3 separate regions of the Homo sapiens genome follow, and regions 1 and 3 are each linked to region 2. Evidence: chromatin contacts called from ENCODE Hi-C or POLR2A ChIA-PET data. All regions are on one chromosome and are shown on one strand. The core of a region is the stretch at or near the end of the contact, and the rest is flanking DNA. Distances in the headings are between cores, read along the strand shown.

The links. Hi-C counts contacts between places; a loop is a spot of excess contacts on that map. ChIA-PET counts read pairs that join two places held with the same protein, here RNA polymerase II (POLR2A). Pooled maps may share reads with other maps.
Region 1: a loop to region 2 is called in a map of naive thymus-derived CD4-positive, alpha-beta T cell, with 10 times the contacts of the local background. The contact joins the enhancer-like site here to the promoter of ACOXL-AS1 in region 2. A Hi-C loop is called at or near these places in 8 of 168 maps with a recorded cell type or tissue (B cell, CD8-positive, alpha-beta T cell, GM12878 and 3 more), 25 of 37 single-sample maps with no recorded cell type and 14 of 50 pooled maps. POLR2A ChIA-PET finds 5 or more read pairs at or near these places in 9 of 52 experiments (B cell, CD4-positive, alpha-beta T cell, CD8-positive, alpha-beta T cell and 6 more).
Region 3: a loop to region 2 is called in a map of psoas muscle, with 4 times the contacts of the local background. The contact joins the enhancer-like site here to the promoter of ACOXL-AS1 in region 2. A Hi-C loop is called at or near these places in 64 of 168 maps with a recorded cell type or tissue (B cell, CD14-positive monocyte, CD4-positive, alpha-beta T cell and 40 more), 37 of 37 single-sample maps with no recorded cell type and 44 of 50 pooled maps. POLR2A ChIA-PET finds 5 or more read pairs at or near these places in 9 of 52 experiments (CD8-positive, alpha-beta T cell, H1, MCF 10A and 6 more).

The regions. Positions count from the first base shown.
Region 1 is chr2:110,845,699-110,848,398 of GRCh38, reverse strand. All of the region lies in intron 10 of ACOXL (acyl-CoA oxidase like), which reads right to left. Among named protein-coding and RNA genes, the nearest start is that of ACOXL, 110 kb to the right of the region's middle. RefSeq lists an enhancer at 1,168-1,237. Within about 2 kb of position 1,303, at least 3 of the 41 ENCODE cell types and tissues checked have a DNase peak (open chromatin) inside an H3K27ac peak, as active enhancers do; they include CD4-positive, alpha-beta T cell, CD8-positive, alpha-beta T cell and natural killer cell, where a contact is called at or near this core.
Region 2 is chr2:111,114,325-111,117,071 of GRCh38, reverse strand. ACOXL-AS1 (ACOXL antisense RNA 1) reads left to right here and starts at 1,484. Exons shown (of 4, transcript NR_122074.1): 1 at 1,484-1,552. All of the region lies in intron 17 of ACOXL (acyl-CoA oxidase like), which reads right to left.
Region 3 is chr2:110,806,268-110,808,991 of GRCh38, reverse strand. The region is part of intron 9 of ACOXL (acyl-CoA oxidase like); the gene reads right to left. Among named protein-coding and RNA genes, the nearest start is that of ACOXL, 75 kb to the right of the region's middle. Within about 2 kb of position 1,296, at least 2 of the 41 ENCODE cell types and tissues checked have a DNase peak (open chromatin) inside an H3K27ac peak, as active enhancers do; they include gastrocnemius medialis and psoas muscle, where a contact is called at or near this core.

The DNA.
Region 1 (2,700 bases), core at 54-2,553, 270 kb after region 2:
TGGCTTTGTTTTAAGATTATACCATTGGGGTTGAATAATTTCTTGGCAACCCTGTGTATATCTGGTTGGAGCCTCACTGTGAAGTCTGAAAAAGAGACAGATGGAACAGTCTACCAGAGAGCCTCAGTGACAGAAACAACTATTCCCTGGAAGGGGAAAAAAGGGCAGAAAGGCATTTTTGTTTATTTTTACAAAATTTGGAGGAAAACGGTCTCCTCAGCTGTCTCCACAAGATCAAACCAGCCCCAAATGGGAGTTGCTAGGTATTTGCCAACACTTGAAATCAAAATCCAATAGGCCTGATGGCTGTGGTTCTGGTCTTTTCCTCCCTTTTGTATTTCAAGATGGCAATTTCATTTGCTCATTGATGCTGCTTTTTCATTCAATAAGCATTCTGATTCATCTATGAACTTCAAACTCTGCTTCTAATCTAAATCAGAACACAAAAGTACACAACCCCTTCACTTCTTCTAGGCCATCTGGGCTCATTCTAAACAAAAACACGAGCACAGTCTCAGAATGAGTGCTTAATCACCCCGGGTCTGTACTTTGTTGTAAAGGCAGGCCTCCAATAGTCTAGCTCAGGACGGTCACACTGTGAGCAGTTCGATCACACGCAGGTTCCCCAACTCTCTCTTTCCCCGTCCAGCCCTCGAGGGGTGCCAGGGCCTCTTACGGGGCCGGTGACTATAACTCCCATATTAGGTTTGGGCACAGGCCTGAACAGGATGCCAGATTTAGCCTTTCTTAGGTGAGAAGCCAATAGAAAGAAGTCAGTTGTGGGAAAGAACTGCATTTAGACTTTGCTTAAGAGTCACAACTCTGTGGACCTCCATTTAACTATCACAGAACCAAATGGAAAATTTGCTTCCTTCTTCGTTTATTAAAGAAACATAACTAATGAAAAAACAAAGCAAAATCGTTGTGTTAGGAATTAGTTCACTGCTCTCATCCTCCACTTTCACGAGCTCTTCTTAGAAATACAAGCATAAGTGACATGTGCACAGATTCCACGCATTAGTTCACGTGTTCTCTCCAGTATCAGACAAGTGAGAGCCAAAGGGGTGATGCTCACCTCTGAGCCTGTTTCCTCTTTTATCTTGGCCCAGGGGCACTCACCAGGAGGGAGCAGCCTTCTTCACTCTGCTGCACTGCGTCAGGCAGGAAGAACATCTAAACTCTCTTTCAATCTTGCAGAAAGAGAAAAAAACAAAACACCCACACAGTGGGGAAATTGTTCCCCACTGTGTGGGTGATGGGGCCCCGAGAGCTGTTATCTGCAAAGGGCACTTCTGGGGGTTACCCAGCTGTCACCACTGTGTGGATTCCACCCAAAAACCTCAAGCCAAACAGTGGGGAATGAACATCAAGAGACAATTTTCCACTCTGTGAAAATGGCTTGACTTTACAAAAATAAATTAAAGCGCCATGATAATAAACGAAACATGAGCAGGACCTGTTGTTAAGCGCGCAGGCAGTCATGGCAGAGGCTCTCCTTGCTTGGTACATTTACACCATCGAAATATGATGATTCTTTCTCTGCTTCCTGACCCCTCAGCTCCCTACCCACATGCTCATATGAAGACACACACAAACACATACACCCCCCCCAACACACACACACCCCTCTATACCACAGACAGATCTGGAATAACTGGTCTAGCAAGAGTTAGAGGTGTCTGGGGTCAGCAGTGGAAGTGGTTGGGGTGGGCATGTGTTACACTGTGTGTGTGTGTGTGTGTGTGTGTGTGTGTGTGCGTGTATGCATACTTGCATGCTCACATGCGGGAGGATGGTCTCACCCTGAACGCTGTTCATTTGAATAAAGGAGAGCTAACAGCTGAAGCACCACTGCATATGCATGCAAACAAAATCAGGCCTCCTTTGGGCCTCAAGTCCTCTGTTGCCACACAAGAGCCCCTCCGGCTCTGAGGCAATCCTGCCCCCTCTGTGTCTGCAGCAGCCTGAGAGGCACTGCTGGCTGGCCAAGGGTACAGGATTTTAGTGACTTCTTTCCCTCCTCTGCACATTCATCGCCTTTAAGGTCCCCAAATCCATTCTTCTTCAAGAGTGAACCCATCCTCCCAGTATTGTCATTTTGGAACCACGTTTTCCTGTCCCCCTTTCCTTCATCCCCTCTTCTGTCTACTAAAGGAGTCTGCTGGGGCTTTCCCCACCATCTCTCTTGGTCCTGACGCCCATGTTAGAATTTTGGAAGCAGATCTGATCTGCTTCCAAATTCCAAATCTGGTCTTAGATTTAGAATCTAAAGTCTCAAATCTTGATGCCAAAGGTATCCCTACCCACACAAAGAGGACCCCTTCCCTCAACTCTGGCATCTGGGTTTGGGGTCAACATGACAAGGAAAATGGTAATCGATAGGAAAACAGTATGGCCCCTCCTCAAAAACTTAAACTTAGAGTTACCATAGGATTCAGGAATTCCACTTCTGGGCATGTACCCAAAAGAATTGAAAGCAGGGTGTCAAAGAGATATTTGTACATCCAAATTCATAGCAGCATTATTCACAGTGGCGAAGAGGTGGAAGCGACCCAAGTGTCTACTGATGGATGAATGGAGAAACAGAACGTGGCCTATACATGCTATGGAATATTATCCCACAGAAGGGAATGAAATTCTGGTACATTCTACAATATGCATGAATCTTGAAGAATTATGCTAAGTTAAATAAGGTAGTCA
Region 2 (2,747 bases), core at 235-2,734:
TTGAAATTCAGTACAGTGAGACGGCGGACCAATGCTAGGCATCTTCCGCCTGGCCGCTGCGGAAAATCCATCTGCTGTTAACGCCAATGCCAAGGAACGCCGCGGATGCCCTTGGTTCTGGCAGCCACTGGAAGGCAGGGATAAGACATTCCCGGCGGATAGGAGAGGGAGATGCAAGTCAGTGTTTTGGAAGCTGCACTGGTGTATTTTTATTTCATTTTCCATGGCTTAGGTGCCAATGTATTTTTTTTTTTATTTTCAGGAAAAAAAGCTACCAAACTAATAAGATTGTTTTTCTAAAACTACACAAGGGCAGAGGGACGGCTTTCTTTTCTTCTGATCTACACATTGTACTCCATTTTTCAAGTTTTCGGCCAGTGGTAAATTTGTTTCACTCCCCAAATCACAGTAAATCCCCAGGTTTTCATGGTTTATTTTTACAGGTTTAACAACATCACTTACACCAGCCCCACCTTTGCCCTCACATGGTGGTCATGTCTGAGCCGCACTGATGTTGTTAAGATCACAGTTTCCCTTGCAGCAGTCCAAAACGCCATTTCAGGTTTTCAGAGCATTTCAGGTTTTCAGTGAGGTCCCAAGGAGGAAGGTGGAGGAAATAGGGGATGGGGAATATAGAGGGTAGGGATATGGTGGGGGAAGAGCATGAATTGTAATAGTCCAACAATACATCTTCCCTGAAAATGTGCTCTATTACACCAGTAATTTCTAATGAAAAACTTCATTCTTCACACACTGTGGTTAAGCATCATCAAATCAGTACTGAAAAGACCTTTGATCGTATTTGCAAGATGCACTAAAATGAACTTTCACTGACCAAGATTTCAAAGTTTGTAATTAATACTCTTGAAAAATCCCTGACTAATCTGTCAACTCTCAACGTCTTTAACCACACAGTTCAAAACCATGAGGTGGCGTACACAGCCCCTAAACTTTCCACATATTGTCATATGATTATTCAAGATAATTTTCCCTTTGGGTTTGCATTATGAAACTCAACCAACTTTGGTAATATATTCACCGGTGGGGGAAATACAATGATTTGAATGAGTGTAAAATAGAGTATGGGTTTTATCTATCTGGTGCCAAAAACAGAACGTAGGGCCAGAGGTAGGAATTAAATGAGGCAGATTTCAATATAAAGAAAATTTTAAAAAAATAAACTTGAAAAGGAACCCAATGGCTGGTGAAAAGGAGGGTTTCTTCACTCATAAGTGTTCAGGGAGTGTGCCCTCCAATGGCACCCTAGAGAAGAAAAATGAACTGGCTGTGAAGAGGAGTTGACTGCCAAGATTCTTTCTAAATCTAAAGTTCTGGAGCAGTTTAAAATACTCCTTCTAGCCTTCTCCATTTTTCCTAGACTGCAACAGAAACCTCAGAATGATTATTGTCTCAATGGACGGATCCGGCATCATTCCTGTTAGTTATTGTTTGACTCTTAGTTATTGTTTGACTCTGATTCCAGGTACCCACCCACCTCTGTTCCTGGCTGTCAAGATGATAATAATAATTACCATCCTTTCACTCACAAATGGTATGCTGGATTCCTACCCAGTGTTAGGTACAATTCTGGACTTTAGAGGTTTAATGGTACACACTACAGGAACAGGTCTCACATCGTGAAGCTGTTGAGGCGTTTTAAAAATTTTTAAAAATATATGATCTCTTTAATACAAAATAAACTTGAGAAGATAATATAGCATTGATTATTACACAGTTACAGTATTTTTATTACCAGGGGGTATTTTTATATGGGGCTAAGCAGTGTATTATTAAAGTTTAGTTTTGTTACCAAACATGCTTCCATACTATAAGCATAAAAATTGCACATAGTGTAGGGGTCCTCTGCCCTGCCAGTTTATGACCCATTTATGCTGGACAAAGTACTTCAAGCTTACCCATATCTTTACAAAGAAAATTCACCAGCTTTTGAAAAAGACAAATGAATAGGTATACTTTAAAAATAAAAAAGTATGAACAAGTTATAGGTTCTTGCAAAAACATTTTTTAAGGTCAAACCTAAACATGGGCACTATTGCTCTACAAGCAATAAGAATGTACAGTCCACTGGAAATAGCCAGTGAGTGGAATTTGAGAATATCTGCTTTAAAGAAAGCAGAAGCACTCAGCCCTCAAGGGATGACACTGTGTTTGACTATATTAATATGTATATTTGGGAGTGAGGGAAAAATTGTAACATCAGTTTGGCTTCCCACCTCCATCTAGTTGCAGTACTCAATTTATTTTTCTGCTCTTTTTGACTCTCCCTACAGTTTCCTTATTTCAGTTGGGAGAGTAGGATGGCCAAGGATGGGCAGTGACTAAGCTTTGCAGTCCTCTGAACAAACCATATTTTCCCAGCATGGCATGGTGTTAGTCCTATAATAGATGTTCAGGGTGGGAAGTGCCCAGTACACTTGGAGGGACACCCCAGCTATTCCTAGGACTCCATGCAGAAGGTTTTCCTGCCTCTTCCCATATGTCTCACCCCTGTTCTCAGCATAAGATGACCACATGCTGTTTTTTGTGAAAAATCCCTTACCCAAACTTGAAATGTCCCTTCATTAGCCCCTTTCGTCTGGCTACCTTGGTAGAGTCTTTTTCTCCATCCCTTTAATCTGGGCTGAGTTATGACTTGCTTTGCCAGTAGAATATGGGGAACATGTCACTGTGTGATTTCCAGAGTTTAGGCCTTAAGAAGCTTTGAATCCCCCATTATCACTCTCCTA
Region 3 (2,724 bases), core at 47-2,546, 310 kb after region 2:
GACCTCATTCACTCTTTCCACTCCTATTTGCTGTTTGTCTGCTATGTGCCCAGCCCTGTGTGTGAAGCTGAACACACAGCAGTGGATGAGGCTGGCAGGGCCCCAGCTGCGTGGAGCTTTTAGGCTAGTGAAGGAGACAGAACCCACCTATTGCACATGAGTTGCTACACTCATGAGTTGTAATACATGCTGCAAGTGGGGAGTCCAGTGCCTTGGGAACAGGTGTCAGAGGAACCACATGCAGGCTGAGGCCTTTCTGAAGAAGGGACAGTCATACAAGCTCTGAAATGTACATGAAAACAACCCATGCAAAAGGGGGGCATCCCCAGCTGGATGGTAGCACATGTAAGCCCCCTCCCACAGTGGCACAGGGGAGAGACAGAAATGAGGCCAGAGGGACAGAGGCCCAGTGGAGAGAGGGGGTACAGTGAGGAGTCATGAAGGATCCTGGATACAGAAACAGAACTTGGGCCTTGATCCTGGGGACCCAGGGAGTGACAAGGGGGCTGAGACAGTGCTGATATTTCACAACCACATCCATGTGTTCTGTGCAGGGGTCTCAAGGAGCAGAGCCCATGGCAGCAGTGTCACCCGGGAACCCAGAAATGCAGACTCTCCACCCCACCCCAGAGCTGCAGAATCACACATCCTGGGGGTAGGACCTAGCTACTGTGCAGCACCTAATTTACAAGATGAGCTTGTCTTAGCTAAAATATTTACCTCTGCGCAAAATCAACCCAAGAGAATGGGCCAGACCTCATTTACACTTCTCACTCTTTCAGGTGCCCAGCTTCCTCCTTCTGAAAAGGTTTCCCAGCCTCCCAGCACAGGCTGCAGAGGTCTCCCAAGCCCCCACTCCCTCCCCTCCCAAACACATTTGCTTCCTTCTCCTCGTGTTCTTGGTAATCACTTAATTTGGTGTGGCATTTCTGACACAAATTAGATGATGGTCAATATGGCAAGGCTTTAAGAGAAAACCTGAAAGTTCCAAGGAATGCCATGGAAATGAAAGAGAACCATGAAAAATATGACATTTGGGCAAAGTTTAAAATGACCGGGCACGCTCAGCCTTGAGTGAATGTCACTGTGGGGAGCTGCGGTGACAGTTTTTTAATACACAAGGAACGCACGTAGGAGAAACGGATCCATTTTTCCACTCATCAGCAAGAGCAGAAGGAGAAGGACCATCTTAGGTTTCAGCCGGGAAAACATATGTCATGTGTTTGAGCCATAGGAGAGGAAGAGCTGCCAAGAGGGCCGGTGAGATCATCCTCACCAGAGACGCTGGAGATGAGATCACAGCGGCCCGGGTCACTGTCCGGCAGGGTGCCTGGACCCTGCTGGCTCTGTGCGGGGTCTTCCCACTGCCTGACAATCCCATTGCCTGGCAAGGTCTGGATAGGCAGGGCAGGTGCTAACTCCGGGTTACTGTGGTTTGCTTCAGACACCTGGGAATTCAAAGGACACTATGCATCTCTGCAAAACATTGCACATTGCCTTGTTACTTGGAGGCGAGGGTACCCAGCATTTGTTTCATGGGAATGCCCATGTCTTCCTTTCCTTTAGCCAACTCCTGTCTTCCCAGTAACGGCAGCAGCAGCAACAAAAACAACAACAACAACCATCACACAAATAACAGCTGTCAGCTATGGAGCATCGCTCTGGGCCAGCGCTGCACACACACCCTTCACTCATGGCTCACCACCATCCTAAGACCCATTTCACACATGAAGAAACTGAGCCCTAGAGAGCGCTATGGCCTGTTCACGGCCCCAGTGCTGGTCATGGGCAGGATGAGGGCTGAGCCCAGGGCTTTCCTGCCCACGATCATGATCACGTCTCCGTGTTGCCGGGAATGAAGTCTGCACATGAGACAACCAATAAAGGAACTGATGCGAATGTGGCCCCCAAGACCCTCCTGGGCCTGGCAGGGGCTGGTCCATGATAACATCCAGTAGAACGGAGAACAGGAACCTTTTAGGAATCACCCACTGTGGCTCCTCTCCCTGGGACACCACCCCCACCCCGCTCCAGATCTGGTGATATTTAAAACCAAGGCCCTCCTGGAAGGCTCCCACCTCTGCCTGGTCTGGTCTGCACCACCCCACACCTTGCCCCACACAACCCCACTGTGGACCCCAATGAGCCTGCAGGGCTGCTGGCGGCATGGACGTCCTTCACACATCATCACCCCATCAAAACCAGCAAGAGTGCAAGGTTTCCCAGGAGCCTGCCTGGCCGCTGACCACCTTGCGTTTTTTATATGCGCCCAGCACTCTCCTCAGAGGGCCCCTGAGTCAGGATGGTCTGCAGGCTACTGCAATTAGAGGGGATATTGTGCAGAGACTGCTATCACAGCTTCAGCTAACCCTGCATCCGATGTTTAACCAATCTTCCCTTTCATGCAATCCTAGGCTCGTCTGGCTTTTCTATTTTTGCCTCTCTCTGGAGTCCTGAGGATGGCTGAAATGGCTTCTGTTGCAGACCTGAGGAACCAGTTTTCCTCGGCACTCTGATGCTGTCTGTGCTGGTGCCTTCACCACAAGGCTTTCTGGGGCCTCATTCAATATCAGACAGTTCAGCCAAGGGACCTGAGCCCCTCCTGACCTGGGACTTCAGACCTGAACACCCACCCGGCCCCACTGAAAGAACCACCACAAAACAAGCACAGGAACTGGGGTGCACGGGCGGGCACGAGGCCAGGCCGCGTACGCGTGTTGATGG